Linked DNA regions of Mus musculus: region 1 is linked to region 2. Evidence: chromatin loops called from intact Hi-C (ENCODE). Cell type or tissue: heart. All regions are shown on one strand. Each heading gives the region's core, and the rest is flanking DNA. Links, peaks and the distances in the headings are about the cores only.

The links. Hi-C counts contacts between places; a loop is a spot of excess contacts. Peaks named below come from ENCODE experiments on the same cell type or tissue, not always from the same donor. Only the 100,000 strongest peaks of a DNase experiment are listed, where the experiment ranks them.
Region 1: a loop joins it to region 2, with 2.1 times the contacts of the local background. A loop is called at or near these places in 2 of 42 quality-filtered maps.

Annotation. Positions count from the first base shown.
Region 1 is chr3:55,233,138-55,249,659 of GRCm38, forward strand. Dclk1 (doublecortin-like kinase 1) reads left to right here and starts at 9,227. Exons shown (of 17, transcript NM_001195538.2): 1 at 9,227-9,614; 2 at 13,994-14,389. The coding sequence starts at 14,014. In heart, for the core only: a CTCF peak has its summit at 9,429; DNase peaks (open chromatin) are centred at 8,744 and 9,354; H3K4me3 peaks cover 1,623 bases; H3K27ac peaks cover 710 bases; H3K27me3 peaks cover 2,482 bases.
Region 2 is chr3:55,188,889-55,205,410 of GRCm38, forward strand. Sohlh2 (spermatogenesis and oogenesis specific basic helix-loop-helix 2) reads left to right here. Exons shown (of 11, transcript NM_028937.3): 2 at 233-447; 3 at 1,422-1,483; 4 at 1,566-1,670; 5 at 3,351-3,447; 6 at 6,185-6,295; 7 at 7,839-7,986; 8 at 8,110-8,198; 9 at 15,446-15,567. Among named protein-coding and RNA genes, the nearest start is that of Sohlh2, 15 kb to the left of the region's middle. In heart, for the core only: a CTCF peak has its summit at 6,934; a DNase peak (open chromatin) is centred at 6,923.

The DNA of each region.
Region 1 (16,522 bases), core at 4,918-12,917, 45 kb after region 2:
ATTCTGAAGCTGAGATTCTTTTCCCAGCATGCTTTGAAAATAATTTCTACTTTGTGATAACCTTTTCTTTTTTCTTTTTTTTAAGAGCTATATAGGTTTTAAAATTTTTGTGGAAGGCAACTTAGTGACTTCTTTATGGTTCATAATTTGCATTTTCTTTAAACAACCTCTGTGGATCAAAGGTCACAAAGGGTTCATTTCCTTCATATTTCATTTGGGAGTTTTTATAGTGTATGCCCTTCAGGTTAGATCCAACATGTTTACAGTTAATTATTAAATGAAGAAGAATGCTAAATATTATTATATTCACATTTCACATTTTATTTAAAATTATACTTTTGCTCTATGTACATGTGAAAGAAACATCTTAGAAAAGCATACACATGTTTTGAATATTTTTTAATTTAGAAGTTTATCAGCAGTGGAATTATAGCAAGTGTCCCATTACTTTTTCCCAGGACTGGAGTTTGGACACAGGGCCTTATGGGAGAGTTTTTTCCACTGGGCTACATGCCTTTCTTCCTTATAAGATTATCTGACTGGAGGCACACAGACTGCATGTGCCCAGGGTAGGTATTACTGGGGCTTAACACAACACCGGAAAATGGCTTAGACATTATGTGATACTTTTTGAAACTCAACTAAAAAACTCTTGAGAATGAGTTCTACATGGAGACACGATGCTTTGATGCCTAGAAGGTACACTAAGAATCAATTTCAAGGGCTAGAGGATGGCTTAATGGGTAGAGTGCTTGATGCACAAGCACAAGGACATGAGTTCAAATCTCTGGCATCCATGTAGAAATCTAGGTGTGGCAGCATTCTCTTGTAACTTCAGTGCTTGGGGATAGAGACAGGCAGATCTTGGAGACACACTGTCTGATCATGCCTCAAAAGCAAGGAGCAGAAATGATTGAAAACGATACCTTAATGTAAGCCTCTTGCTTCTTTTCCACATGTAGCTACACAGGCAAGTGCACCCACACACTAGTGTGCTCAACACACACACACACACACACACACACACAAAATCTACTTCTAAAAGTTGAAGTTATTTTAAGTAAAATTAAATTTAATTACATTTTATATTTTACTAGACACCTTGGGATTTGTTAAAAATCTGCTCAAGGCTCTTTGACTTTCCTGATAAAGTTCTTCAGCTGGTAGACATATCCAGTAAAAGGATTTCTCAGCCTCAGGTCCAGATTTTTGTGGTGTTTCTGGAGTGCTGCATTCCCAGAGAATTAACTCAACTTTTATGTCTTCTTCAGTATTATATTTGTGTTCTATAAAATCACCGAGATTCACAGGAAATGCTAATTAGCAAAGCAGAAGATTTAATATAAGTGTCTTCTTGAATACAGTGAGTTATTTGTCTTTTTAATAAACTTCTGGCAGAATGTAGTTAAATCAAATTTCACTCAAGTTAGTTTTTATTTTTTTATTTTTAGATTAACATTGGTATACTTAAATTCTTCATTACTTGAGGGGACTTCTCCTCAAGTAATGTGACTGGGGAGAAAGCTTTGTCAGTATTCTGTTTTCTGTGTAGATGTGAAGATCAAAGTTCAATCCTTAGCCTCAGCATCCTTTAAAGGGGGGAGGGGGCAGGAGTGGCCTCCACTTGTAACACTAGCACTGAGACAGGTGGGATAGGCTGGCCAGGTGGCATAGCCCCACTATTAAGCCCCAAGTTCTCATGAGACAAGGGACCCAGAATCCTGAGGAGCAACACCTGAGGCTGACCTCTGGCTTCCACATGCATGTATGCACATAAACACACACAAAGTATACAAAATTAACTTTCAAAATATTTTTTCTGAAGCTGTTGCATTAAGAACAGCCTGTTGTTCCTGTCTGAAAGAATTACAGGGATGGAAATGGAGAGAAGCCTGAGGAAAAGAAGGTCCAGTGACAGGCCCAAAGTGGAATCCAGCTCAAGGGGAGGTCTTAAGGCCTGACACTATTCCTGAAGCTATGGAACGCTCACAAAAAGTGACCTATCATGAGTGCCCTCTGAAAGACCCAACAAGCAGCTGAAAGAGTCAGATGCGGATATTTGCACCCAACCAATGAACAGAAGCAGCTGACCCCTGTTGTTGAATTAGGGAAGGCTGAAAGAAGATGAGGAGAAGGGCAATCCTGTAGGAGAACCAACAGTCTCAATTAATGTGGACCCCCAAGATCTCTCACACACTGGACCACTAAACAGGCAGCATACACCAGCTGATATGAGTCCCCCAACACATATATAGCAGAGGACTGTGTTCATTCAAAGATGATGCACCTAACCCTCAAGAGACTGGAGGCCCCATGGAGTTTAGAGGTCAGGTGGGGTGGGGAGTGGGGCCATCCACATGGAGACAGGGGTAGAGAGCAGGTATGGAATGTGGAACAGTCGAAGGGTGGACAGGGTGGGGAGATAAAATATGGAGTGTAAAATAATAATAATAAAAAGAACAGCCTGGAAACCTACATGCTAATAAGAGATGTCATTTTTAACCAATAAGTTCCCGAAGCTGTGTGGATCTGAATACACTTACAAGCTCAGCAGAGAAATGACTAAAGGTCCCCTCCCCTCCTCCCTAACCATAGCCTGGACACTAAGATGACTCCTACACTCTAATCCTTCTCTACTATACTATAACACAGCCAGGAAAGCTAGCAGCACTTTCAAATGCACATTGGATTGTAGTAGTTTTTCTACTTAAAATCCTTCAGTAATCTTTTTTGTTTTGTAAGATAAAGTCCCTCCTGCTTGAGTTCCTGAAGACCCAGTGCCTGCCAGCTCTCTCAGCTGTCTCTCTCCAGTCTTCCTTTCCACCAGACCCCAAAGGCTTTTGTTCCTTCAGTATGCATACACCTTCCTACGAGAACCTTCCTTCACCTTCAGTGTCCTTCTGATGGGAAGAATAGGCTCCGCCTTATTGTGAAGCTAGCTTCAGGTCTTGTTTGTACGTTACTTCTTCATTGGGCAAAGGAAAATAAACCTCTTCTTGTTCTCCTCTTCACAGTAGAACCTAAATGGTTATTTGTGTAAGTGCAGGTTTAACATTGCACTCCTTCCAAGTTCTGCCACAGCAGGGCACATATTTCTTATAACTCAGCCTCGTGATTGAGTTACTCTTGCCAAGTTACAGTGCATGGCGTGTTGGAAAGACACAGAACTTATTTATTGGATGGATGATTGCAGAAGCAGGTGCTCTGTAGATAGTCATAACCTCCACATTGAACCAAACATGTAATCCTAGGTGTATAAATGTGAGTTTTAGACACCACTGGCTCTCTCTGTATTTATTTGCAGCAGAAACCATGTCTAGCTATGTAATTACCCAGGTGTATTGCGAGAGTCATTGGGCATCAACCGTTTATCTGCAGAGAGATCATGGGCAATCCACTGTCAGAGCCTGCTGGGATTGTGTTCCTGCTGAAAGCTTTCATTAGCACCTGAGATGAGGGCCTTGGTGCACTGCCCATCAGTCTGATGGGCAGCTGAAGGCCTATTCAGGTGCAAGGTAATACGATCAGAGGCCAAAAGGATATCACAGCACAGGTCAAGAAGAAGAGCAAAGAACAATGTGTAAGCTAAAGGAAATTTGAGAGAGAACCCTTAACTCCTCTGAATGTACCTGAGAAGGTACGGAATGAGGAGTCTTAAGACTCCTGAATGGCATGAAGATTCTAACTCTCTAGCTGAGTCTCTTTCATGGCATGCTTGTCAGGGACATTGATGTGATGTTGGGATCCATCAACAAAAACTGTGTGTCGATGCCTTTTGAAATCCCAGTTCTTCCCTGGGGGGGGGGGGGGGACCACCCTTGCTCTGTCACATCCAGTTCTCTAGAAACTCATGTGTGTAGGGAGATGGCAAGGGCCAAGTAGCTGCAGGGATTCCAAACTGTAATATGAGAATGTGCAGGAGGCTGAGGCTCCCCACATAACTACAGGGGGTTTAGGAGGCTGTAGTGTGGGGGGTGAGAAATATCACGTGCAAGTGGGGGTTATCAGATTTGGCTCCTTTGTTATAAAGGATGTGAAGCACAGCGGGGGTTCCTCTCTGTCCCCCCCTCCCCCACCACCAGAATTAGGCACAAACCACACCCAAGCATCTGTTTTCACACAGAGAGAATCTTCACTAAGCATGGAAGAAAGTTGAAGTGACTGCTTTCTGACTTTGACAGAAAAACAGAAGCCAGTGACCTTGCAGGGGTCACTTTTAAGAAGAGAAAAGGGTGGGGAGAGGTCTGTGTTAGAATGGGTGAGGATGTGGTGGTGTATTTCAATTGGGCGTGTTAGGATGTGGTGGTATATTTTGATTGGGCGTGTTCATTGCATGAACCAAGAGGGAAACTTTTGACCGCTGGACTTCAATATTTTGAGAGCTGGACCTTGGTAGTCAGCCTTTTGGAGGAGGAAGATGCTGGATAAGGAAATAGGCCTTGGTGGCTAGCTTTCCGCAGAGGGGTTGGGGAGAAGGGCAAGGTCTGCTGGAGCCAGGCTTGCCACGCCTGCCGGAGCTGGCCAGAGTTCCTGGAAGGTGGATTTTGGGACAAACAGGAAAACTCCAGGAAAGTAGAACTCAGTTGTGTGGGTCAAGGGTGGGCTGGGAAGAGTTCACCCACAGGAAGCCAAGTTTCTCTTAGGAAAAGCGGGGGGGAAAGTCTGGGAAACTGAGTTACAGAGGGCTTACTAGTTCATAAGGGGTCCTGGGTTCTTATAAAGATCTAAAACCTTATGTAACCTGGGCCTTAGCATATTTGAACTGCTATACCAGAGATACATGAGTAGTTACAGTAATTATTTTGAAAGGTCTTGTCGGGGTTGGTTTTCTGTCAACTTACCTCAATCTGGGAAGAGGGAATCTCAACAGAGAAAATTATAGATTGCTTATAGGCAAGTCTGTGTGGGTGGGGAGTGTTTCTTGATTGTTTATCAGTGAATGAGGGCCCAGATCACTGTGTGATGCCAGTGTAGGCAGAGGGGCCTGAACTGTATATGAAAGCTATATAGCAGGTACTAGCTTTTAAAAATTACCTTATTTTATGTGTATAGACGTTTTGCCTGCATGTATGCATGAGTACAACTTGTGTGGTTGGTACCCAGGAGGACAGAAGAAGGAGTTGGAGCTCCTGTTACTAGGGTTACAAATGGCTGTGACCTGCCATGTAGGTGCTGGGATTCAAACTTGGATCCTCTGTGAGAGCAGTCAGTGCTCTAACTACAATCTCTTCAGCCTGACAAACTATTTGATTTAAAGGCTGCGTTTTCTAGAGGAGATTACACAACACACTAGAATTCAGGGTTGCCTTATAGACATAATGACCAAGGTGGTGGTAAAACTGTCTTGAATTTTAAAACATGGGTAGTTTTAGAAAGTGGAGCTGGTCTTGGCATTTATTAATACAATAGACTGTATTTCTTGAAACTTTGAGTCAAGAAAAAAAATCTCCTTCCTTTTAGGTTACACCTGTTATGTGTCTTGTCAGACTACATATACATATACACATACACATACACATACACATACACATACACATACACATACACATACACATACACATACACATACACATACATACATATACATATACATATACATCATATACATATACATATACATATACATATACATATACATATACATATACATATACATATACATATACATATACATACATACATATGGATATAGATACAGATACAGATATACACACACAGAGTCAGTTTTTGGATCAATTCCTTCTTGTAAAGGGGAATAGTGCCAATTTAAAACATGTTTTGAGCCAGACTTGGTGGCACATTTCCAGGGGGGGCGGTGTCAGGCAGATCTCTCTGAGTTTGAGGTCATCCTAGTCTGTATGTGAGTTTCAGGCCAGACAAGGTTACATAGCGAGACCCTGTAACAGATACACTTGCCACATTTATCTCTCTAAGGCATAGGAACCAGTGATGAAGAGAGGGTAGACAGATGCCGAGAGCCAGAGCTGGTGATACTACAGGGAAACTGTTCTCTGGACACAAAATGATGGCTGCCCACATGAACTCACAGTGATCTGTGGGAGAATGCACACGACCCATGAAAAACTCAGGACAGACAAAAATCCCAATACAGGGAAGTGGGCACAAAACAATCCCACTCTGGCTGGGGATCTGGGGCATCCTCTGCTGGAAAAGAGTCAGTGTTCGTTTGTTTGGTTATTTAAACTGTGTGTGACCCTGGTAGGTAAATGACATTATAGGGCAGACCCTATTCCCAAGAGTAGCTGGGTAACACAAAGTGGACTGGTGTTGTGTGACAAGACACATTTGGGAGACACAACACCCACATCTACTTACCCCAGATTGGGAACCCACAGCAGACCAATGTATGGATACTCCAAAGTCTAACTTGGTGACCGACTGAGTTTTATTGGGTTACTTGCAGGAGTAGAAATGACTCAAAGACAGTTGCATCACCAAGGCTCACCCAGCATAGGTGAGGGCTCAAAAAGTGTAGGAAAACCGAAGTACCTTGCACAGCCTGCAGGCAGCTCAGCTGGGTAGACAATGTTCACTCCAAGTGCCCCTGACCTAACCTCTTTCTGGCAGGGGCTCTGGTCTCAGAGTCCTCTTTGCAGCTTGTCTCGTCTGAGAAGGACTCTCAGCTGTTCTAGATTACCCTGGCAGGGAGAAGTTGGTAAATCTGGTTGGTTTCAGGGCTTTCTGCAGCTATTTTGGGTCACTTTACCTACCAGCTTCAGGAGCTTCCTGGAGGATGGGATGTTTCAATCTTGAAGGAAGATGTTACATAACAGCTTAGTGGTTTTAAAAGAAAACATGAAGCTGAATAGTAGGGAGGTGAGGGCCAATTTAGAAGAAATTAGGGCAGGGGGTAAATATGATCAAAATACATTTTATGAAATTCTCAGAGAATAAAATATGAATTGTATCCTCTAAAGACTTAAGCTGCCTTGGGACAACTTTGGACGTTCGTCTAGTCAGGTTCCTGGTGCGGTTTACCCAGAATGCTTTTCTGCTACGTTACGGCCATAGCTTGGTGGCCATGGTATTGTTGAGGGCATTCATCCACTTACTTGTTACTTGTAGTTTTAGGAGAAGGTAAAATGTCTAGAGATATTCCCATTTAAAAAGTCATCTATGATCTTGTTTCTTTTATTACATTATTTTCATTTTTCAAGTAAACACCCTAGTGTTGGGAATTCTCAAAAAAAAAAAAAAAACAAACAAAAAAACAAAAACCCAACTTGTTCTAAATACTGCCATTTTGTTTTTAGACTCCCATTTAACCACAGGGGCAAACTAAATTCAAGGTTCTAGGCTCTAGGGGAACTGGGGACTTCCCAATAGCTGAACAGCTTCTATTGAAAGGATACACTTGTCTGAATCCAAATATCTCAGGAGACAGTTGTCTGAATTCAGATATTTCAAGGACAACTCCATCTTGCTATCTGGGTTAACCTAAGGTAATATTCCCAGACCCAAGAGCCTACTCCTATACTAATTGGTGAAAAACTGTAATAATAACTTGGCGTAGGTGTTTATGAGATGTGAGCTTAAATATCCTGTGATATTCTGGCTCTTTGCTTCAGTTCAGCTCCTGAGTCTTTTCTGAGGTCCTGATTGACCAGTAGCAACTTGATTACAATACATTTTTGTCTTCTTCATTGACCTGGTGTTTGAGTTATGATGGATTTAAGCAGACCCTGTAACACTAGGACCATGGTAAGATACGGTTAAGTCATATAAAATGCTTAATAAATTACCTCGAGGAGGCTGGAGAGATGGCTCAGTGGGTAGGAGCTCTTGTTACATTTGCAGAGGACCTGGGTTCAGTTCCCAGCACCCACACAGTGGCTTACAAACACCTGCAACTCCAGCTCTAGGGGATACCACATCCTCTCCTGGTCTCCAGGAGCACTGCACACATGTGCTATGCATACATACATGTAGGCAAACATTCATACACATAAAATTGAGATAAATAAGTCATTTATAAAATGAAATGACCTTGACAGCATGTCCACTGGGGGGAGGTTCGAGGTAGGATCTCTATTAGTCACACACTTGGAAGAAATCACTGGGGACTTCTCACTGGCAAGATAAGTGGAGGTCTTGATTTCTGGTCTCAATGAAACAGACTTGTTTGGTGTCCATCTCTTGGCTTAGCTCTGAGCCTTACTTTTGCACTAGAATTTGAAGAAGCAGAGCGTGGGACTTTGCATCTAGTTAATTTGGTGAGTGCATTCTACACTCATCTCTGGCCTCTTGAGTAGCTCAGAAGTAGATATCTCATCATTTATTGAATATGTAATACATATCCCAGTTGGCTGCATTTTCTAACAAAGGGTAATCAGCATGAACAGAATACTTCAGGAGAATTTCAGAATAACTTTTAGTAACAATAAATAGTAAAATACATAACTGGACCCAGTGGGCAGAAAAAATTAATTTTGTGTTTTTTATTGAGCAGCCCAGAGTCAGTAAGACAAACAAATACATATATTGGCATGTGTCTATGTATTGTCTAATGACTTTTAAATATATATATTTAGGCTGCATACTGAGCCATGCAAATGTTTCAGAGATACCTGGGATGGGGTCCCAGTCCCCAGAATTGTATCCAGTGGAAGCTGTGAACATCTGGGTTCTGAGAACATTCTTGTTCGGGGAGGGAAGGCTTGTGTAAGCTTATGGGACTTTCCACCCTGACAGACTGCCAGTCTTGCAGCCAAGAGGCCTCCAAGAGCAGTCTAAGTGTGGCCTTAAGTTATCAAAAGCTTATTGTGAAATAAAGCCCTAAGCAGGAGGCCACCATCTCAACAGTGACTCATGTCTTGGGGTCAATCGCGAATGACGAGTGGAACGTGGCCCTCCCCAAGTAGGGAGACTGAGGATTACTTTACATTGCTTAGTTTGAAGGGTCCAGATCTGGTCTCCCAGGACAGTTCAGAAAAAGCAGTTTTGAGGGGCAATCCTACTGGCTTCCCTATTCCTGGGAAGGGCGTGTCAAACCACAATGCCAAATGAAAAGATGTAGGGGTGTGTGGGTAGGTGGGTGAGTTCCTCTGGTCTCCTTTGATGAAGGCGACCTCAATACTGGACCACTTCTCTGCCCAGCACATGACCTGCTTCAGATTCATCTCTATCGATATTCTTTCTCAGTTCCCTGAGCCACCAACCAATCTGCCCCCATCCTCTGGCAAGTCCTTCTAGCGACTGGGGAGGCTTGGGAGCGGAGGGGTGTCCAGGCAATCCAGATTACCAAGACCATTGCAACCAGAAGCCTGGCTAGAGGAGGGAGGACCCTGGACTCAGCCACGGTGGGCGCGCCCTGCCAAGGAGGGCGGAGGGCGGAGCAGGAGAAGGAGGGAGAAGGGAGGGCATGTGAGCGAGTGAGACACAAGAAAAGCTTGCGCGCCACCGCCCTCCTCGGGAGAGAGGCTGGAGTGAGGCTGAGCGGAGAACCGCATTTCAATGAGGACCAGCTCCAGCGCATCAGTGCACTAGCGGTCGCAGCTTCCAGACGCTCGTGCTCCGCAGCCCCAGCCGCGCCCAGCCCGGCGAGGACAGCTCCAGCAGCCGGCCACAGACAACCCAGCCTCCACCCGCGACCGGTGCGTGCTTTGCCTGGGCTGGGGAAGGTGCGGGCAGGCCCCGTGGTGCCGTCTGACCGCAGCCCTGGAAGCCCTGGCCAGGATGGACCCCACTGGGCAGCAGCCGCCCCGCCCGCCGTTCCTCGAAAGACGGCTGCTCTGGGCTGGCTAGTTTGGTCCGGCCAGGAAGCGTTGTGTGCCCGCGGCCCCAGGGTTGCTGGCTCCTGCCTCTTTTGTCTGGTGCCACCGGCTTTAAATAGGGAGTCTGGCGGGTTGGGCCCTCCAAGGCTTTCCATCCCCTTGTTGTTGGAGATAGAGAGCCGCGGAGGAGCTGGGAGAGGCGCTTGTCATTGTCAGGATTGACTGTGGAGCTAGGACCAAGTGGGCAAGGAAGGAGTGGCTGGGCCTGGCCTCTTATTGTGTGCATGCTTTCCCGAGTGCCCAGGAGGGTGGCATGTGCCTGGTGATGGGGGCTGCAGTGTAGGCGTTGCAAGTACCTTTTTGCATGGTCTCAAGTTCCTCTGGGGACAGCCAGGAAGCCTTGTGTACGAATTAGTACCTGCAGTGCTAAAAGCATGCAGAGAGGAAAAGACATTTTCCTCCTAGGGGGAGCGCACACACAGCGCCGCATTGCCCCACAAAAGAGGCTGCTTTTGAAAATCAGGTTTCTGAGGCATCGCCACTGGATTTGGCAAGGAAATCCTTGTGGGTGAGAGAAGTAACAAGAAGATTTCATTCAAACAGGGCTCCCTCTCTGACTGCACCTGTGAATGTGTGCCCAGGTTACTGTGCACGCGCGCTCAGCTGCCACACTGCAGGGTGTTCCGAAGGGGGCGGGGGGGGGGTGGGGAACGACCGTGTCATGACTGTTCCTAAATATATCGCCTTTCAATGGGAAAGGAAAGTAGGGCAGCGTTTTAGGTATGGAATGTTTCATGAATGCAGGTTAGGAGGGATTTCAAGAGAGGTTATATGTAAGAACATTTAAAAGATGTTCCCACATCCTGTGATGTGCTGGCTTGGGTGGTGCGTGCACTCCGGAGAAACACATGCATGTCTTTTATTCCATACCTCTCTATCCACCTGAATCCTAATCCAACTGCTAAAATATGCTTTGGGATTTCCATGTGTGATGGCGTGGATTTATGCTAGACGTGTGTGTGTGTGTGTGTGTGTGTGTGTGTGTGTGTGTGTGTGTGTGTGTTTCTAAAATTGATGAAATGGGAGCTCATTCACAGAAAGGTGAATATAATATTCCTTAGAATGGTGAGAAACCCCACAACGAGCAACACTGCTTCTCTGGCTTTGTAATATTTGTAGAGTATGATAAAAGTCCATGCTCTTCCCCACCCACAGTTTGTAGTCTCTGTGGCTGAGGGCTCTGAGCACCTTCTTGGTGCCCACATTTGTATCCAGAGACTTCTATCCTCCCATGCTCTGCAAATGCTGGCCAAGTGTGTTCTAGCTAGCTTCCTGTATAGGAAGTGTGAACCTGTGGGAGCCCGGAGAATTTTCTTCTAGAGTTCTTAGTTCACATGTGTGACTAAGACTCTGAAAGCCGAGCCAGCAGAGGCGAGGGGAGGGCACCTGTTTTCATTCCACACATGATTCCCAGAAGACTGAAGTGTGCGCAGCGGGCCTTGGCTTTCAGTTAGTGGAAGCTGTGGGGTTGGCAGTTATTTCACTTCGAGCATAGCTCTGCCATGCTGGTCCCATCACTGCCTGCTCATGGGTGGGGAGCAGGGAATGTAATGCCTGCCCTGGGTGAACCTGTTACTAAAATGAGCAAAACCTTCTGTTTTAAATAGATTTTCTATCATTTAGTGTGGAATCTTGATCCTAAAAGCATTCCCAGTTTGAATTGCTGCCAAAACTTTTTTTTTTTTTTTTTTTGGATTTTGCCAATTGTGAACCACTGAAGACCCTTGGAAGTTGATGTCTGCCATTTCTGGTCACATAACAGTGTCACTCTTTTGCTAGGTTCCTCCTTATTTCCTTTTTGCATAAGTCAACTTTGGAGGAAGCCCCTAGGAATGGAAGGATGGCCAGTGCCTTTAAAAAGAAAACAAATGCAACCAAAAGTCACCTTGGCATTTACCATTAAAGTTCTGGTGAGCTTAGTGTGTGGGCATAGCTTTGCAATCTCCTCCATCCCCTTCCTCGATCAACCCACATGCCTTTTTGAAGACTGACTGCTTAACAAATATATGAACAAAGTAGGAGCAGATACCAATATCAAAGCAGAATTTGGGTTCTGTTATGCAGCTAATACCAATGGGACTGGTCCCAGTGGTGACTATTTTGAAGTTATTTACTTACAAACCCAACAAAACCACTCCATGGCTGGTATAGCTTTTATAAAGATGCAGAATTAGGTGACAATGGCTTGTTTATGAGGCACGAGAGATGGCTTTTCTGCTTGAAGTGAAGATACTCCTAACTCACACTAAGGGTTTTAATTCCTCTCAGTGGAGTTAACAACAGAAGAGAGATGTCCAGGAGAAAGCCTAGGCAGGTGTGGTGGCTTCAAAGTCCATGCTTCCCATGGGAACAGAACCTAGTGTCATGGGGCTGGAGACCAAGAGCACCGACTTTGGAATCCCGATTAAAAGAACTTGAAAATCCAACTCCTCATTTGTAACTGGGACACTCTGGGTCAACCCTGTTTCCCAGACCTAGCTTTGATGAGACTACACGCCTTGTTGGAGCTGTGTGAGTTTTAGAAGAGGGTTCTGTTTATGTCTCTTCTCTCAGAGAACTAACTGGTCATTGAATCGTCAAGTCATCAATATTGCTTTCTTTTACTTGATTCATTTTTTGGAATGATTTCTACAAATTCTCTCACTATGATTTCACTGTGAATTTTCTTATTACAAGTTTTAGATAATTAACGATTAAGTATTAAATTAGAGCTTTTTGAGACAGGGTCTCATGTAGCCCAGGTTAGCCTTGAACTTAGTATTTGTGGCCGAGGATGGCCCATAATGCTCTGTTTATACACATTTTAAATTAAATGGACGTTTCAACTGAGAAGTAAACTTTACTCTCTCTGAGCGGCTCAGGGGCCAGTTTGCTGAAGGTGAAGGAAAAGTCACAAGAAGAAGCAGAAGTTTTGTTGAGTTTGGGTTGAACTTCACATCAGTGACTTGGGAAGTAGCAGGAGCTTTTGTTCTTCCTTCGGAGTTCTACCTCACGTATAGCCTATTTCAGTGTGCCTGAAATCTTGTCATGTAAGACGTATTCTTATGATGTAGGCTTTCCGACTTTCTAGATTGTTGTGTTGAAACACAGATATTCCTTCAAGGATGACAATTCTTTATCACTTCGCTTCTAGCAAGAGTGGATTTATCCAATAAGCAGATGCCTGCCTTTCAAACAGGTAGTAGATGGTTTTGTTTCCCCTGGTAATCTCTGTACCAAGGTCAGGAATAGAAGGCGTGTTTTCCATCAATAAATCACTACTCATCATATGCAAGATTTATAGGTGTTAACAGTGAATATGAATAATGAAGTAGATACTATTCCTACTCCTGTTTGCAACTGAGTCTTACAGGTGCCAACCAGGTAGATTTCTCAGGTTATACAATTGGTATGAGGCCAAGTGTGTTCATCAGCCTGAATGGTGTCTTCCTGCCCTTAACCACATTTCCCCCCTCTTCTATCTCCTTTCCCTTTCTTTTTACATCTTACCTTCTCTCTCTCTCTTCTGACCATCTTTTTGTCATCTTCTCTTTTTATCCCATTTTATTACTAAGCACAAGCAAAGGGTTGAGATGAAATCACATTTTAGCATATGGGATACATGTTTAAGTGCATAGAACCTCTGGATTGGTTTAATTTCCTTTCCGCCTGGTCTTAGAAATGCACACGTATTATAGCTTCTACAATCTGATCCCCCACTTCCCTTCCACCCCCTGCTTAGTACATGAAAGCTCTTCTTTTTTTAAAACCTGCTTCTGGGATTGGCACACTACATGGGCACAGTTCACAGTGAGCATTATAGTCAGGCAAAACTAGAGCGTGGGGGTGGGAGAGAGTGTTTTCTGTTGAAATATCTCTCAACTATATTACTTTGGGAAATTTAAGAGAAAATATTCCAGGCATCGGTTTCTCGACCTATAAATAGGGAGGGTGACACCTTGAGAGGATGTGACTGCAGCCTGAGGGATGATAGGCAGGCAATAGTGGGGGTTGTTGCATATAACCAAACTCTGGTTGAGTAATAGGCTGTTACCAATGAGATGTGTTTTTTCCATTCCTTTCTTCTTCTTCTCCTCCTCCTCATTCTCTCCCACTCCACAACCCAAATACATCACCAGTGTTTAAACTCAGCTGCTCTCAGAGTCTCTCAACCCACGATCTTCACGTAACCGGTCTGTATCTCTTTCTGGTGCTTGCAGGTTCCATAAGCAAGCCAGCCATGTCGTTCGGCAGAGATATGGAGTTGGAGCATTTTGATGAGCGGGACAAGGCGCAGAGGTACAGCAGGGGGTCCCGTGTGAATGGCCTGCCCAGCCCCACACACAGCGCCCACTGCAGCTTCTACCGCACCCGCACCCTGCAGACACTCAGCTCCGAGAAGAAAGCCAAGAAGGTTCGATTCTACAGAAATGGTGACCGCTACTTCAAAGGAATTGTGTATGCCATCTCCCCAGACCGCTTCAGATCTTTCGAGGCCCTGCTGGCTGATTTGACCCGAACTCTCTCGGATAATGTGAATTTGCCCCAGGGGGTGAGAACCATCTACACCATCGATGGACTCAAGAAGATCTCCAGCCTGGACCAGCTGGTGGAAGGTAAGCCTTAGAGAACCTCTGGGGACCCTGCTAGCAACTAAGGGTCACTAAGGGTCACTTGTCTTTTAGCCCATGGCTGGGAGCCTTTACTGTTTAACATGCTTAAATCTCCTGTTCTGTTAAAAAATGAAAAGAAAGTGAATGGTATTTAGCCAGTAGCCCTTAATAATAGCAGGCAGAAAGAAAAGATATCAAATCCCGAGCGGACTGTTTGCTTTCTCGAACCCATGTCCTTTTGTGTCTTCAGTTGTATAGGTCAGCATTCAGGGGTGTTTCTAGGCATCAACTGAGCTTTTGGACCATGATGTTCAAAAGGTCCTGAACCAAGGATGTGAAATTAATTTTAGAGTAGAGAGGGAATTATTCATTCATTTTATTACTAGGTACCTGAGACCAGAAAACTCAAATAATGTGTCTATGGCTATATGTTAGGTAAGTGGTGACCACTAAACCAAAAACAGGGTCATCTGACAAGGCTTCCCACTGGGTGCCTCTTGGGAGGGTTATTGTCTTCCTGGGGCATTCAAGAACAGGAAGAAATTAGTCTGTTCGTATTATTTTAAAATTCAGTTCATGCTAACAGATAATCTGTTGTGGACATTTAACATGAAACCAGCATAGTTTTGTTCCAGGGACAAGGCTTGGTTCCTTGTAAATGATACATTGCCCGCCTCTTGTTCATGTTTGCCTTGGCTCGTCATCCTTTGAACACAGCATGAAGTCTTCCACTGCCACAGGAATCATAACTATGTTAATGACTTTGGGTGCAATGACTGGTACTGAGCACCCCTGAGCTTCTGTTGGAAAAAGTCTTCCTGAACTTGAGCCTTGAAGGCAAGGACAAAGTAGGTGGCACAGCCATCAGAATGCATACAGCCTAATGTCACTCTGAGTTCATCTCTCTTCCTGCAGGATTTGGCTAGGCCCCACTATCCAGCTGTGTCCTGGGCTTGTAGCAGGGAGCATCCTATCCTGCTACCTATTGAATTGGAGTCCAGGTTTGCAGTCGCAGGGCTGCACACAGGCAGAACCCCCCTGTCTTCCTCTATAGCTGGCTGGAGCTTGTGTGTGATTTCCCCCACCCCATGCTGTCCTCTGGTCCCTTGGCAGGAGTGCCAGTCCAGACACAGTAGGACTGGACTGTAGCTGGTGCCAAGCAGCCTGAGCTGTGTGTGTTTGCTTTTCGGGAATTCACATCTCTTTGGTGGCCTGTCGCCCTGCCAAGATGCCTGTAGCCTTGGCTCTTTTCCTTCTATTCAGAGGTCGGTACTTCCAGCAAATTAAAGAGAAAGAGTGACATGAAGCCTCTTTGTGTCAACTTTGATTTTTTTTTTTTTGTGCCACGTCCTTTATACGACCTTGGTAAATACAAGGGGAAGTAAAACATTTGGTGGCATTTTCCAAGGGCTCTGTAGCAAGATCAGATGAGTCAGGTAATCTGACCAGTGAACAAGGCATCCTGTGTGGGATAATGGTGTTGTAGAAAAGACGTGCTCAGATCACAGCATGTCCTCAGATACCTGGAGATTGATGCCTCATTCTATCCTAGAGTCACTTGGGTGGCATCTTGAAGGGAAGGCTACATCTGCTTTTTCCACTCAAAATTGATCTGCTCTCGCCATTCCCATTGATCATTGGCCATGGTGAGAAGCTGATGGTGGTACTGCCTTCCTAGCTATGGCTGCTCAGCACCACCGATCCTCGATCTCATGTTCATTTTACCATAACACGATGCCTTCTCCGAGCTATTGTTGGCTTGGTCGAAGACAGTTATGACGGCTGAGGTTACTGAGAGTGTTCAGCCCTCAGAGACCTCTTGAGTGTGATCCTTCTCAGTGATCCTGGGAGGGCAAAAATCACAAAGCAGGAAGCAGTAGAGGTAGCATTTGAACCCAGTAAGGCAGGGCTAAGATGCTTATGCTGTGAATTTAGCTCCTACAAATGGCACTTTTGTGCTTGTTTCAATCTGTTGTCTCTCTGCTGGGAAAGCAGACATTGTAACACAAAGTTATCTAGAAACCACTATTTCCACACCTGGTAGTGAATCTTAATGAAATATTTTTGCTCTACTATTTCTTAAAAAGCAATGTTTTGGGTTTTTTTGTTTGTTTTTACAATTGTATTTATTATTCA
Region 2 (16,522 bases), core at 3,811-11,810:
CTTACCTGTTAATGGAATAAGAGAGAAGTTTTTAGGGAAACCACACTATAATGGCCTTAGCGGACAGGATCTTAACAAAGTACAGGATGCTCAGACCCAAGCCCAGGCCTGGGCATGGAGGCAGTGAAGAGCTTCCTGCCCTCGAGTGCTTAGGGTCGACTGCCCTGCTCCTTGAGTTGTCACTCTTGTTTGGTAGTTACATGTGACCTCTACTTTCTTCCTTCTCTTTTAGGGCAGAGTAAATCTTTTGCTGGTTGGAGATGCCACAAGATACTTCCTGGCTGGCTCTATGCAGAAATTCTTTCCTAGCACAGCACAGATCACCCTGACCATCAGCAATGTGAAGAAGGTCGCCGTGCTTTTGGCTGCTAACTCGTTTGACATAATTTTCTTGAAGGTGACTTCCACTCTAACTGCAGAGGAGCAGGAGGCTGCCAAGTTAATTAGGTAAAAATTTCCAAATCTTGACATTGTCTTTAAAATTGCTCTTAAAACCTATTTCTTAAATACATAAGATATATTGATATATTAAGTACATAAGATATAATATGTTAATATACTTGATTGTTATACAATATATTGATATACTTGACATCAAATTTGTCCCCTGTGAGTTTTAAGATAAAGCATATCTTCATGGGTAGAAGTTTCGTAGTGCAGTCAGTTCTCTGGCTGATTTGACATGTCACTGTAAGAATTAGCATGGCAGTCTGAGCAGGAATAGGCAGGAGTGACATCAGAGGCGTTGATTGATCATAGAAAATTATCTGGTGTGTAATGCTGATATTAGTCCCATAGGTATGCTTTTTAAATAACTGTCATTACGATGGCTCCTCTTTTCAGAGTTTATTAAGAGTTCTGGTGTATATTAAAGCAAGTGAGCATTATCAATTCTTTAATGTTGAAATATCTAGTCAGAGTTGAGTGATTCTTGCTTATGATTCTAAAAAAACTTGACAAAAATTCAAAATTCTACTTTCTCTTCCTTGTATTATTTGGGCTTTTTTTGAGGGAGGTGGGGGTCTTTTTTTTTATTTGGTCTTAAATTATACATGTATATCTTTTTCAAACACACACAGAGGTATTTGTTTTAAGGGGGTTTTAGTTTTATGCAAATTTCCCCAATCCAGATTTTGCCGATTTTATTCCTATAGTGGTCTTGAAATGTCCTCCATTCCTCAACCTTTTTCAAACTAATGAGGAGTTTGAAAATGTGGATAGAGTTTAGATTCTCTTCTTTAGTTAAGAAAGAAGAGCCCATCACATCCTCGCTGATTTGAGATGCTGAGTTTTAAATATTTTTGCATCATTTTAAATTCTCAAAGTGAAAGGCGTCTATAGTTCGGTTGCTAGTAAGTTAAGGCCTTGAGTCTGGTCTTTCGGACTGATTATTTTGCTTCATTGTAACACTTTCCCCTCAGATCTGGCAAGAAGAAAAACACACATTTGCTGTTTGCTTTTGTAATACCTGAAAGACTTAAAGGTATGTACTTGACTGCCTGCTATAACATGGGTTTCATTTTCAGGTAGAAATGACCAGGTTTGTGGTAACATGGTTTTTGTAGGCTATGTTTCAGAATATGGAGCTGACATTAGTTTCAGTGAGCCGCTGACCTTGGAAAAAGTGAACACGGTGATACACTACTGGAAAACGTATTTCACAAATACGGGTGAGTTAGAAATGCATTCGTAAAGCTTTAAAATGTTCACTAACATTCTATAAACCATGTTTGCACATCTCTAAATTAATCTCCCACTTAAGCCTTTTATTGTGAATTAACAATTTGCTATGTATTTTATAAGAGTGTATATTTTATCATAGCCAGAAAGTATGTGTAAATAGAGGAAAAATCTTTTGTTTTTATTTGCAAGAGAAGCTGAAATGTTCAGAAATTTCAAATGAGTTAGTTGCATGATAGTTGTGTGATGAAGGGTTCTGTTTGTTTTTGTTTTTGTTTGGGATTGTTATTATGTGTCTTTTCATTTGGTAACTTAGCTACCATCATATCTTTGTTTTTAAAATATGATTGATCAGACTACTTCATTACAGAGATATCCAAAAAGTAGGGCATTAACTTGGAATTGCACAGTAACTCCGTTGCAAAACATTTTTGTAATTATTTACCTCTTTCATGCCTGAAGGGTCATTCTTTCTCTTTCATCGTCTGAGATACAAAGCATTAATGACAATGCCGCAATTAGATCTCTTCTTTGTAATCCTCTTACCCATTGGATTGTGTGCATTGCAACATTTAAACACTAATTCAATTAGCTCCTCCTAAAGGGGCAGTAGGCATCCTCCAACTCCTGGAATTCATGTAGTTCAATAATTATTTTTGCTTGATAGAGGTTGGGATACTAGCTGGGAAATCCTTCAGGATTAAGTCCGTATCACATGGAGAACATTGGGCAAGGAGTGGAGAGTTTTTGCTATGTCATACGAGTAAAATCTGGAGACCTAAGATAAAGTTTGATGGCTGTATTGACAATACTGCATGGACATTTGTGACTTATTGAGGTGAACCATTTTAAGTGTTTTCAACACATGCACAAGGAAGTAATTATGGAAGGTGATGAACATATTAACTTGACTGTGTTATTTTTACATTATATATGCTTATCAACTAGACACACTGCAAATACACACACACATCCCACATTCACCATTATATTTCTATAAAGCAATAAACCTTTTCAAAATTTAAATTTCATATTTTCTTGAACCATACTGAGGACTGTTATATATGTTTACATTCTAGAGTCAATGTGTCTGCCTCTTTATAGTGCTAGCTTTCAATAGTCAGAGTCGTGAGTTCTCTTTGTAGCACCTTCTCTCACCATGCCATCTTCCCCAAGCCCTACCCAGTGTGGCTTCAGAGTTCTTCCTGGGTATGACTAAGCATGTGGTCAGGGCCCCTTTGCAATCTCTGCTCTGGTCTTCAGTCAAACAGCAGCTGCCCATCACCTGTCCCGCACCTTTGATGGATCCCAACCATTCTCCAGTTGGTTTATCTTTGGTCCGAGGACTAACAGCTGCAGAATTTTTATGGCTCTGAGGCCACAACTTGACAGTGCAGTTGCTTGACATTTACTTATAAATAGGAAGGTGATACATAAACTCAGTTGGGGACACTATAAACTATGTCGCTTGGTTAGAAGGTTCTTACTGGTAAGAGGATGTCCTGGCGGGCAGTGTGCGCAGCCTTTCATTGAAACTTTCTAATCTTAGTGGTTTTATGCTTCATGGACTGAAACCTATCACTTGCTTTCTATTTTTAAAACCCTGCTTTGTAAAAATAATTGGCAGTGATTTTATGTTTAAAACGAGCCTCTTTCCAAACTTTCAATAGATATGGAAAACACTGAGTTGCCTCCAGAATGCCGGCTGTACTTTCAGACGTCCCGCAGTGAACTCGGAGGGCGTTTTTCTACAGATATGTTTCTTTGGTTAGTTTTTTTTTAAATGTTTTTTCTATTTTTCCATGTCATGTATGTTTACCATGTACATTTTACTAAAAGATACTGCAGAGAACTTAATAATAGGAGACCAGGCCAAGTGCTGAGCACGGTGCAGAGAGAAGGGCTCTTCCTAGGAAGACAGGTGACAGCCTTCTGTTTCAGATTCTAGAGTGGAGATCATGAGTATACCTCACAAGATGATTCAACTCATTATCAGAAAGCACACTGATGTTCAAATAAAATAACAGCAGACTCCCTCTTTTTCAAACACACATTCAAAACTCTGATATTTGCACAAGCACAGCCTTACCTAGTTTTGTCCCCATTGTGTTTTGAACTCAGAAACTCAAAACTTCAACTAGTCTCAGATATCCCATGAAGGAAGCGCTTTGTTTTGTTTCATAGGGCAATCAATCATTCAATCTCCCTCCCTCCGTCCCTCCCTCCCTGTCTCTCCGTCTCCCTCCACCCTCTGTCTCTGTCTCTATCTCTCTGTGTGTCTTGCTTGTTCTCCTGCAGGCTGTTGATCTTGGGTCAGACTCTTCCTTTGTTAGCTTTGCATGTTGGATAAAAACCAGCTTTGTGTGGCTGCTGCCCTCTCTTTTTACACCAAGGCCATTTTAAATAGAGCTTAGAGCACAGGGGTGGACAAATGCTGAAACCCATGGATGCTGATGATGGTGAAAATTCTGAGTCGGGCACTTCTAGAATGTGTAGAATGTAGCCCTCTGCTGTGTAGAAGAACAAGGGAGGGGCTTGGCAGCCAGTTCTGTGGCAAACCAAAGATGATTTCACTTAAGTGGCACATGGATAGCAAAAGCTTTGTGAATCTTATTTAGCAGCTGAGCCTCAAAGAGCTTTTTGGGACGATGACTCCTTAACTGGCCTATGAGGTAGGGAAGGGTATTGTGAGGTTTCATGAATTTCATATGCTACGTTGAAAGCATTCTCAGTGTCTACTAACTTTGAAGTTTTCTTTATCCTCCCTCATAATCAAAGTAAAATTTCCAGTCAAGTTTTGCCCTTTTGGATAAAGAACATGGAATTACAGGGCTAGAGAGTAATAAAGCACTTGTCTACAAGCAAGGACATGAGCTTCAGACCCAGGACTCAGATACAAAAGCTTTAAGGCACGAGTGCTCAGAATCCCAGCACTGGGGAGGTGAAGACAGGAGGAGGCTCCTTGAGGCGCCAGCCAGCCAGCCCAGCCCACTGGGTGAGCCTCAGCCCAGTGAGAGACACTGGGGAACAGTGCCTGAGCACAGACACCAAGGTTGATAGCTCTCTCTCTCTCTCTCTCTCTCTCTCTCTCTCTCTTCTCTCTTCTCTCTCTCTCCCCTGCCCCATACACACACACAATTATTTTTCAAAAAATTTAAAAACATATAAAACAGTACAAAGGGGGCCTGTAGAGATGGCTCAGCAGTTAGGAGCATTGGCCATTCTCCTAGAGGAACCAGGTTCAGTTCCCTGCACCCAGTCACCCTGTCTGTGACTGCAGTTCCAGGGGTCCTATTCCCTTTTTTGGCATCCCTAGGGTCCAGACACACATGTATTACCTATATACCCATAAAATAAAAATTAATAAAATAGTTCAAACCATAAAGTTCTAGATCTCAACCTTCCTAATGCCATGACCCATTAATCCAGTTCCTCATGTTGCAGTTTACCCTAACCATAAAATTATTTTTGTTGCTTCTTCATAATTAATTTTGCTATAGTTATGAACGTAATGTAAATGTTTTTGGAGATAGAAGGTTGTCAGAGGGGCAGAGTCCCACAGGTCTAGAACCACTGTTCTAGATAGCAGAGTCAGAACAACATCCATTAAATGACAAAATTTAAAAGGAGAGAAGCCTTTGCTGATCAAGCTAGAACAGAACATGTAAAGTTTCTCTATTCTTTTCTCTTTAATGGACCTTAACTTTTAAAAATGTAGTTCATGTGTTTGGGTGTGCCTTGCTGCACATATATCTATGTACCACAGACGTATTATGCCCTCAGAGGCCAAAAGAGAGCATCAGATACCTTGGAAATGAGTTACAGATGGTTATGAGCCACCATATGGGTGATGGAAATTGAATCTAGGTCCATCCAGTGCTGTTAATCACTGAGCCATTTCTGTAGCCCCATGAGCCTTAACTTTTAAAGGGTAAATACAGCTGTGGTGTGATTTACAGTGGGACTGTAAGACCCAGTAGAAACAATTGTGAATAAAAACTACGTCCAATCTGCCTGCCATCATAGCTTGCCCTGTAACAACCTCAGAACACTTAAAGTTAGTTCACAGTAGAGCAGGAGCCATCTTACTCAGTCTGCCTGTCTAAGCATCACCTAGGATAGGTGATTATCAAATAAGCTGGAGGGAGAAATGGACTGTGGTGGATGCTATACACCACCATGAAGTTAACAAAATGTGTTGCCAGTGACTGCTTGGAATTTAGAATAGCCATGATTGATAAGACAAGACTGTCTTAGTCCTGATTATATTTGTATTTAATCAGTGCATTTTAGAATTTTAATCATCGGATTTATGATATTTTGAAAACTGAAGGAAAAGATTCGGTACCAAATGTGTCAGGTACAGTGATTTAATGTATTCTCCTCTTTTGTATGAGGCAGGAGACACTCTCTGGCTGATGAGTGAATTACTGCTTGAAATTGACAGAAAGTTGCCTGGCAATCTTTCTCTTTAATAAGTGACACGATTCTCACTTGCTTGTAGCTCTGAACTGCTGAAGAATGACGCTAGACTTGGATTAAAGGCCCCGTTGTCGAGTCTAGACAAAAGCAAACAGGCGTCTTTTCTTCACTCAACCAAAGAAAAGCTGAGACGGTGAGTGGCCGTGGAACCTGTGGTCGCTGGGTTATTTCTTCACACAGAGAAACCACTTCCACAGATCCCACAACTTTCACACTGCCAAAAGTCTGCATGAAACTAGTGAATGTGACCACTGAACATATGCCACCCATCCAGCATGTGGTCACCAAGAGGGACTAAAGAGCTGCCACAGCCTGATGGGAGAGCAGTAACGATTCTAAGTGGTGGGAATAGAAATATTCGTCTTCAGTTCCCCTAAGTTCCCTGTGTATTCAGAAGTTTTCTTAATACACACCGAATGATGTGCAATGGCATTTTTCATTGTGAAAGTGACATACATCTATCTATCTATCAGAACTATAGAAAAGGCAGAAATTATTGTCAATAGCTGAGTCAGCTATAGATAACAATGGCTTAATGTCTTTGTTTTCAGCCCTTTTTGTATTTCATTCTTGCTTCTAACATATTATTCCCACTGCCAATGAAATTCTGAAGATCTGACTTGCCATAATTCACTATTAGGCAACTTCTCATACTCAACTGAGACTGCTCTGCCCACAGAGACTCTGCTGTGCGTTTTATCTTAGATTCTTTTGTAAGTGAAGTTTTTATGTGTGAAACATTCAAAGCCTTCCAAGTGTCCAGCTGTTGGCTCCTCAGTGCTTCCCCCTAGAATAGTTCTTGAGACAACTCTGCAGAATCCCAAAGATCCTGAAGCCCAATAAAACTACCGCTTATTTTCTACCCTTATATATGCCAAATGATAGATATTTTTAGTCTGTTTTTCTTCTCTTCTGAAATTAAGAGAAACTTAGGGACTTTCCTAAGATTCCAGATAGTGATTGTTAGTCACCCTGCCCAAGTCAAGGCTGTGACTGGACAAAGCAAGTGCTAAGGGAAAAATGCCAAGGGCTTGAATCGATTTTGAGTCAATTAGATCTACATTTTTCCATGTGTCTCTCCTGAGACACATTTGAGATTTAGTGTCCTTTGAATGCTAGCCTGGACATTGCCTTGTTCATCTGTTTAGGAAAACTATCTTCTTGCTTTCCTCCGGCTCAGACCACAGCATGATCTGTGAAACTCACGTGGTACAAGACACACACACACATGATTTATTTCTTGGTAAAAATATGCTCCAAACCTAGGTCCTGACTCTTCTGGCCCACTAAGCTTCTACTGTGAATTTACAAAATGATGTCTATATATCATGTGATTCTTTCCTGAGGGCAGAGTGTCTGCAGTTCTTCATGGGCTTTGAGCGGTGTGCTTGTACTGTCTGGGCACCACAGCAGTGGGCCTGGTTGAGGGAGCTGGGGCTGGCCTGGCACAGACTCTGTACTTTGGCAGTTATCCCTCTGAGTGGGGACCCTGGGGGTTTTGATTTCAGGAGCTGTGAATGGCTCTTGGCCTATGGGAACATGGTCTTCCTCTTAAACAGGGGTCAGATGAAGATAGAGACAGTCCATTTCAACAAAATCCCAGGAAAAAGAATTGTTCCTTCAGATAAACAAAGAGGAGGTAATGCTTCGTTCTTTTCATACAATCATTTGTACAGAGAACGCATCAAGTCTTGCTGTGAGCAGCTGCGCACGCTCCTGCCATACGTCAAGGGGAGGAAGAGCGATGTGGCATCAGTTATCGAGGCCACAGTTGATTATGTGAAGCAGGTCCGGGAGTCTCTCTCTCCAGCCATTATGGCCCAGGTACTCAGTTTCTCAAGTCTTATTCATGCTTCCATGCAGCAGTTTTATTTTTGTTCCTGTTACTGCACATCCATGTGTGTGTCTGTAGGTCTGTTTTACAGATGCATCTTTGTACTTGTTTAGGTTACAGAAGCCATTCAGAACAATAGAAGGTTTTCTAAGAGACAGATGCCCATCGAGCTGTTCCTTCCATTCTCAGCCACATCACAGAGGTATGGCAAGAGCATGTGAATCCACAGTCTGTGTGTTGTTTTCCCTCCTGTTCATGCTGGATGATGGTACAGGAACTGAAGACATACATATTTGTTAGGGATTCACGACTGTCTCCCACTGCCAGTTCTGATCATCTTATTACTGTGATGAACACATCCCGTATCCCCAGGGCTGTGGGCTTCCATCCTATGACACACACCCTGTTAGCCCTGAGAACCTTAAAATGGGGCCTCTTGACTCCATCTCAGTGACTCTGCATGTCCAGCGGGGTCAGAATGGATTCTATAAATCCTCTACAGGGGTTGAGGGCTATGGAGTATCTAGAACTAGTTAGTACGCAGTCCTGAAACTCACAGGTACAAAATGTGACATGCCAAGGAATGACTTCCTTACTCAAGTCTTATAAGTATATGCAAGCAAAGAGAAACAGAAACAACCTTTGAAGGATCCTCAAAGGTCCCAAGTACCACTATGTTATATTTAAATAATCTGTAGCTGAAACTTGTCAGGGTTTTTTAGATCTTGTCTAATAGAAAATCTTTAAAGACCTTGGAGCGACGGCTCAGGAGTTCAGAGCACTTACTGCTCTTGCAGAGGACCTGGGTTCAGTTCCTAGCACCCTCATGGAAACTTACAACCAACTGTAACTCAAGTTCCATAGGACCTGATGGCCTCTTCTGGTCCCTGTAGGAACTGCATAGGTATGGTACACTGATGTACATGCAGACAAACACTCATACATATAAACACATCTTTTAAAAAAAAAATTAGGTATTTTCTTATTTTACGTTTCAAATGCTATGTCAAAAGTCCCCAATACACTCCCCACCCCACTCCCCTATCCACCCACTCCCACTTCTTGGCCCTGGAGTTCCCCTGTACTGAGGCATATAAAGTTTGCAAGACCAAGGGGCCTCTCTGCCCAATGATGGCCAACTAGGCCATCCTCTGATACATATGCAGCTAGAGACACGAGCTCTGAGGGTACTGGTTAGTTCATATTGTTTTTCCACCTATAGGGTTGCAGTTCCCTTTAGCTCCTTGGGTACTTTCTCTAGTTCCTCCATTGGGGGCCCTGTGTTCCATCCAATAACTGACTGTGAGCATCCACTTCTGTGTTTGCCAGGCATTGCATAGCCTCACAAGAGACAGCTATATCAGGGTCCTTTCAGCAAAATCTTGCTGGCGTATGCAATGGTGTCTGCGTTTGGAGGCTGATTATGGGATGGATCCCTGGGTGTGGCAGTCTCTAGATGGTCCATCCTTTTGTCTCAGCTCCATATTTTGTCTCTGTAACTCCTTCCCTGGGTGTTTTGTTCCCAATTCTAAGAAGGAGCAAAGTGACCACACTTTGGTCTTTGTTCTTCTTGAGTTTCATGTGTTTTGCAACTTGTATCTTGGGTATTTTAAGTTTCTGGGCTAATATCCACTTATCAGTGAGTACATATCATGTGAGTTCTTTGTGATTGGGTTCTCACTCAGGATGATGCCCTCCAGGTCCATCCATTTGCCTAGGAATTTCATAAATTCATTCTTTTTAATAGCTGAGTAGTACTCCATTGTGTAAATGTAACACATTTTCTCTATCCATTCCTCTGTTGAGGGGCATCTGGGTTCTTTCCAGCTTCTGGCTATTATAAATAAGGCTGCTATGAACATAGTGGAGCATGTGTCCTTCTTACCAGTTGGAATGTCTTCTGGATATAGGCCCAGGAGAGGTATTGTGGGATCCTCCAGTAGTACTATGTCCAATTCTCTGAGGAACTGCCAGACTGATTTCCAGAGTGGATGTACCAGCTTGCAATCCCACCAATAATGGAGGCTTGTTCCTATTTCTCCACATCCTCGCCAGCATCTGCTGTCACCTGAATTTTTGATCTTAGCCATTCTGACTGGTATGAGGTGGAATCTTGGGGTTGTTTTGATTTGCATTTCCCTGATGATTAAGGATGTTGAACATTTTTTCAGGTGCTTCTCAGCCATTAGGTATTCCTCAGGTGAGAATTCTTTTAGCTCTGTACCCCATTTTTTAATGGGGTTATTTGATTTTCTGGAGCCTACCTTCTTGAGTTCTTTATATATATTGGATATTAGTCCTCTATCTGATTTAGGATTGTTAAAGATCCTTTCCCAATCTGTTGGTGGTCTTTTTGTCTTATTGACAGTGCCTTTTGCCTTACAAAAGCTTTGCAATTTTATGAAGTCCCATTTGTTGAATCTCGATCTTACAGAACAAGCCATTGCTGTTCTATTCAGGAATTTTTCCCCTGTGCCCATATCTTCAAGGCTTTTCCCCACTCTCTCCTCTATAAGTTTCAGTGTCACTGGTTTTATGTGGAGTTCCTTGATCCACTTAGATTTGACCTTGGTACAAGGAGATAGGAATGGATCAATTCACATTCTTCTACATGAAAACCGCCAGTTGTGCCAGCACCATTTGTTGAAAATGCTGTCTTTTTTTCCACTGGATGGTTTTAGCTCCCTTGTTAAAGATCAAGTGACTATAGGTGTCTGGGTTCATTTCTGGGTCTTCAATTCTGTTCCATTGGTCTACTTGTCTGTCGCAATACCAGTACCATGCAGTTTTTAACACAATTGCTCTGTAGTACAGCTCTGTAGTACAGCATGGTGATTCCACCAGAGGTTCTTTTATCCTTGAGAAGAGTTTTTGCTATCCTAGGTTTTTTCTTATTCCAGATGAATTTGCAAATTGCCCTTTCTAATTCGTTGAAGAATTGAGTTGGAATTTTGATGGGGATTGCTTTGAATCTGTAGATTGCTTTTGGCAAGATAACCATTTTTACCATATTGATCCTGCCAATACATGAGCATGGGAGATCTTTCCATCTTCTAAGATCTTTGATTTCTTTCTTCAGAGACTTGAAGTTCTTATCATACAGATCTTTCACTTCCTTAGTTAGAGTCACACCAAGGTATTTTATATTATTTGTGACTACTGTGAAGGGTGTTGTTTCCCTAATTCCTTTCTCAGCCTGTTTATTCTTTGTATAGAGAAAGGCCATTGACTTGTTTGAGTTAATTTTATATCCAGCTACTTCACCGAAGCTGTTTATCAGGTTTAGGAGTTCTCTGGTGGAATTTTTAGGGTCACTTATATATACTATCATATCATCTACAAATAATGATATTTTGACTTCTTCCTTTCCAATTTGTATCCCCTTGACCTCCTTTTGTTGTCGAATTGCTCTGTCTAGGACTTCAACTACTATATTGAATAGGTAGGGAGAAAGTGGGCAGCCTTGTCTAGTCCCTGATTTTAGTGGGATTGCTTCCAGCTTCTCACTTTTTACTTTGATGTTGCCTACTGGTTTGCTGTAGATTGCTTTTATCATGTTTAGGTATGGGCCTTGAATTCCTGATCTTCCAAGACTTTTATCATGAATGGGTGTTGGATTTTGTCAAATGCTTTCTCAGCATCTAAGGAGATGATCATGTGGTTTTTGTCTTTGAGTTTGTTTATATAATGGATTACGTTGATGGATTTCCGTATATTAAACCATCCCTGCATCCCTGGAATAAAACCTACTTGGTCAGGATGGATGATTGCTTTAATATTTTCTTGGATTCTGTTAGTGAGAATTTTATTGAGTATTTTTGCATCGATATTCATAAGGGAAATTGGTCTAAAGTTCGCTATCTTTGTTGGGTCTTTCTGTGGTTTAGGTATCAGAGTAATTGTGGCTTCATAGAATGAATTGGGTAGAGTACCTTCTTTTTCTATTTTGTGGAGTAGTTTGAGAAGAACTAGAATTAGACCTTCTTTGAAGGTCTGATAGAACTCTGCACTAAACCCATCTGGTCCTGGGCTTTTTGTGGTTGGAAGACTATTAATGACTACTTCTATTTCTTTAGGGGATATAGGACTGTTTAGGTCATTAATCTGATCCTGATTTAACTTTGGTACCTGGTATCTGTCTAGAAATTTGTCCATTTCATCCAGGTTTTCCAGTTTTGTTGGGTATAGCCTTTTGTAGAAGGATCTGATGGTGTTTTGGATTTCTTCAGGATCTGTTGTTATGTCTCCCTTTTCATTTCTGATTTTGTTTATTAGGATACTGTCCCTGTGCCCTCTAGTGTGTCTGGCTAAGGGTTTATCTATCTTGTTAGTTTTCTCAAAGAACCAGCTCCTCCTTTGGTTGATGCTTTGAATAGTTCTTCTTGTTTCCACTTGGTTGATTTCACCCCTGAGTTTGATTATTTCCTGCTGTCTACTCCTCTTGGGTGAATTTGCTTATTTTTGTTCTAGAGCTTTTAGGTGTGTTGTCAAGCTGCTAGTGTGTGCTCTCTCTAGTTTCTTTTTGTAGGCACTCAGAGCTATGAGTTTTCCTCTTAGAAATGCTTTCATTGTGTCCCATAAGTTTGGGAATGCTGTGGCTTCATTTTCATTGAACTCTAAAAAGTCTTTAATTTCTTTCTTTATTCCTTCCTTGACCAAGGTATCATTGAGAAGAGTGTTGTTCAGTTTCCACATGAATGTTGGCTTTCTACTATTTATGTTGTTATTGAAGATAAGCCTTAGTCCATGGTGATCTGATAGGATGCTTGGGACAATTTCAATATTTTTGTATCTGTTGAGGCCTGTTTTGTGACAAATTATATGGTCAGTTTTGGAGAAGGTACCATGAGGTGCTGAGAAGAAGGTATATCCTTTTGTTTTAGGATAAAATGTTCTGTAGATATCTGTTAAGTCCATTTGTTTCATAACTTCTGTTAGTTTCACTGTATCCCTGTTTAGTTTCTGTTTCCATGATCTGTCCATTGATGAAAGTGGTGTGTTGAAGTCTCCCACTATTATTGTGTGAGGTGCAATGTGTGCTTTGAGCTTTACTAAAGTTTCTTTAATGAATGTTGCTGCCCCTGCACTTGGAGCATAGATATTCAGAATTGAGAGTTCCTTTTGGAAGATTTTACCTTTGATGAGTATGAAGTGTCCCTCCTTGTCTTTTTTGATAACTTTGGGTTGGAAGTCGATTTTATTAGATATTAGAATGGCTACTCCAGCTTGTTTCTTCAGACCATTTGCTTGGAAAATTGTTTTCCAGCCTTTCACTCTGAGGGAGTGTCTGTCTTTTTCCCTGAGATGGGTTTCCTTTAAGCAGCAGAATGTTGGGTCCTGTTTGTGTAGCCAGTCTGTTAGTCTATGTCTTTTTATTGGGGAATTGAGTCCATTGATATTAAGGGATATTAAGGAAAAGTAATTGTTGCTTCCTGTTATTTTTGTTGCTAGAGTTGGGATTCTGTTCTTGTGGCTGTCTTCTTTTAGGTTTCTTGAAGGATTACTTTCTTGCTTTTTCTAAGGCGTGGTTTCTGTCCTTGTATTGGTTTTTTTTTTTTTTTTTTTTGTTATTATCCTTTGAAGGGCTGGGTTTGTGGAAAGATATTGTGTGAATTTGGTTTTTTAATAGAATACTTTGGTTTCTCCATCTATCGTAATTGAGAGTTTGGCTGGGTATAGTAGCTTGGGCTGGCATTTGTTTTCTCTTAGTGTCTGCATAACATCTGTCCAGGATCTTCTGGCTTTCATAGTCTCTGGTGAAAAGTCTGGTGTAATTCTGATAGGCCTGCCTTTATATGTTACTTGACCTTTTTCCGTGTTGCTTTTAATATTTTGTCTTTATTTAGTGCGTTTGTTGTTCTGATTATTATGTATCGGGAGGAATTTCTTTTCTGGTCCAGTCTATTTGGAGTTCTGTAGGCTTCTTGTATGTTCATGGGCATCTCTTTCTTTAGGTATGAGAAGTTTTCTTCTATAATTTTGTTGAAGATATTTGCTGGCCCTTTAAGTTGAAAATCTTCATTCTCATCTACTCTTATTATCTGTAGGTTTGGTCTTCTCATTTTGTCCTGGAATTCCTGGATGTTTTGAGTTAGGATCTTTTTGCATTTTGCATTTTCTTTTATTGCTGTGTCCATGTTCCCTATGGAATCTTCTGCACCTGAGATTCTCTCTTCCATCTCTTGTATTCTGTTGCTGATGCTCACATCTATGTTTCCTGATTTCTTTCCTAGGGTTTCTATCTCCAGAGTTGTCTCTCTTTGGGTTTTCTTTATTGTTTCTTGTTCCCTTTTTAGATCCTGGTTGGTTTTGCTCAATTCCATCTCCTTTTTATTATTGTTTCATGTAACTCTCTAAGGCATTTTTGTGTTTCCTCTTTAAAGGCTTCTAGCTGTTTACCTGTATCTTCCTTTATTTCCTTCTTAAGGTCCTCCATCATCATCATAAGAAGTGACTCTAGATCCATGGCTTGTTTTTCTGGTGTGATGGTGTATCCAGGACTTGTTATGGTGGGAGAATTTGGTTCTGATGATGCCAAGTACCCTTGGTTTCTGTTGCTTCTGTTCTTATGCTTGCTTCCTGACATTTCATTATCTCAAGTATTTGTTGTCCTTAATATATCTGATTGGAGCCTGTCCTTCTTATAATCCCAGTTGATTCAGGACTCCTCAGAGTCCAGCTTTCTCTGTGATCCTTTGCTTGTGGGCTCCTGTGAACCTGAGGTTCTGGGTGTGTCAGAGTTCTTGGCAGTCAAGTTCCCCTGAGACCCTGAAATACTGGTGTGACCAAGCTCTTTTATCCTGGGATCCTGTTGTCAAAGATCCTGGGCATTTTACAGTGCCTGGAAGTGGTGTCTCCTTTGAGGAGCGTGGAGCTGTCTGGTCAGTGGTCCTAAGATCGCGTGGAGAGTCCTCTAGGGAACTTGGGGGTGTCCGACGACTCCATGCCCAAGGTGACCAGGTGCTGACGCCGACCGGAAGGGACTTGTGACCCTGGTCAGGCCAGGTTTTTTGCTTCCCTAATGCTGTCTCAGGTCCCGAGATTGGATTGGAACAGAAGTTGTGTTCCACTCACCAGAGGTCCTAAGATCATGTGGAGAGTCCTCTAGGGAACTTGGGGGTGTCCGACGACTCCATGCCCAAGGTGACCAGGTGCTGATGCCGACCGGAAGGGACTTGTGACCCTGGTCAGGCCAGGTTTTTTGCTTCCCTAATGCTGTCTCAGGTCCCGCGATTGGATTGGAACAGAAGTTGTGTTCCACTCACCAGAGGTCCTAAGATCATGTGGAGAGTCCTCTAGGGAACTTGGGGGTGTCCGACGACTCTGCGTCCAAGGTGACCCAGTTAAACACATCTTTTAAAACACAATTCAGAAAAGCCTTTGAATCCAGCACTGTTGGTATTTTCTACCTGGAGGGATGTGTGAAGTGAATCTTTCTTGTCTTCCCAGGGAAGATGCCATGCTGACCAGCGCTTTCTCACCTGTGCAAGAGATTCAGCTCCTGGCTGATCGGGGCCTGAACGTGTATTCCATGACTGCTGCAGGAGGAGCTTTGGAGGGAGCAGTGAGAGGTAAGCAGTGCCTAACACTGCAGCTCACAGAGCATGTGAAGAAAGGCTCTGCAGCCCCTGGCCCCTGACTCCCTATTCATTTCCTGTATAATCACGTGGTCAAGTGGAGTTGAAATATCGCCCAGTGAGTCCTGGCTTCACCATCTTGAAGTACTTAAATTGAATATTTTAGTTCCTTTTGTGTCAGTGTGGCAGAATTCCTAACAGAGAGACCCCAGGAAGGAACGGCTTATCTCCTAATGCTAGACGATTTAGTCTTGAGATGGCAGAGACAAGCATGGCACCATTCACACAGTAGGACATCACAAAGCAGGGGACCAGGAATCAGAGCAGGATTTACACAGTAGGACTTGTACCCATGTAGGGCTGGTTCTAAGTCCCTCTGCAGATACCAGATCTTCAGAGTCTCAAGTCCCTTCTATAAAATGGAATACATTTGCATATAACCTGGGCATATACTGCTGCTTATATGAAGTCTGTTGTGGGTTGGATGATACCTGATATACAATGTAAATTTACACAGATGGTTGTTACATTACATTGTTTAAAGAGCCAAGTCTGTCCATGTTTTGTATAGCCTCACTGTAGTTGATTTAAAAACAGAACAAACCCTTTGACTCCATGGTTAGTTAATCCCCAGCTCGGTGGTGCAGAGGACTGACCGTGCTCACTGTATCAGTGCTGATGGTGTGCTGAGCATTTAGAACCTTAGTTTATTTACTTTCCAGGCCTTTATTTAGAGGCTCTACTCTGAGTCCGTCTGGACCACCTAGTTAAAGGCACTCTTTCCTGTGTGTACACACAGTACAGCCCACTCTTAGCCCACGTTTCCACTTGGATTTGTCTTCAGGGTACTCACCACCCGTGCTCTTAATATGTGTGCTTTGTTATTGGCTGCCTTCTTCCATTACTGTGTCAGCCCCATGAAGGCAGGAAGTTTCCCCTCCTGCTTGAT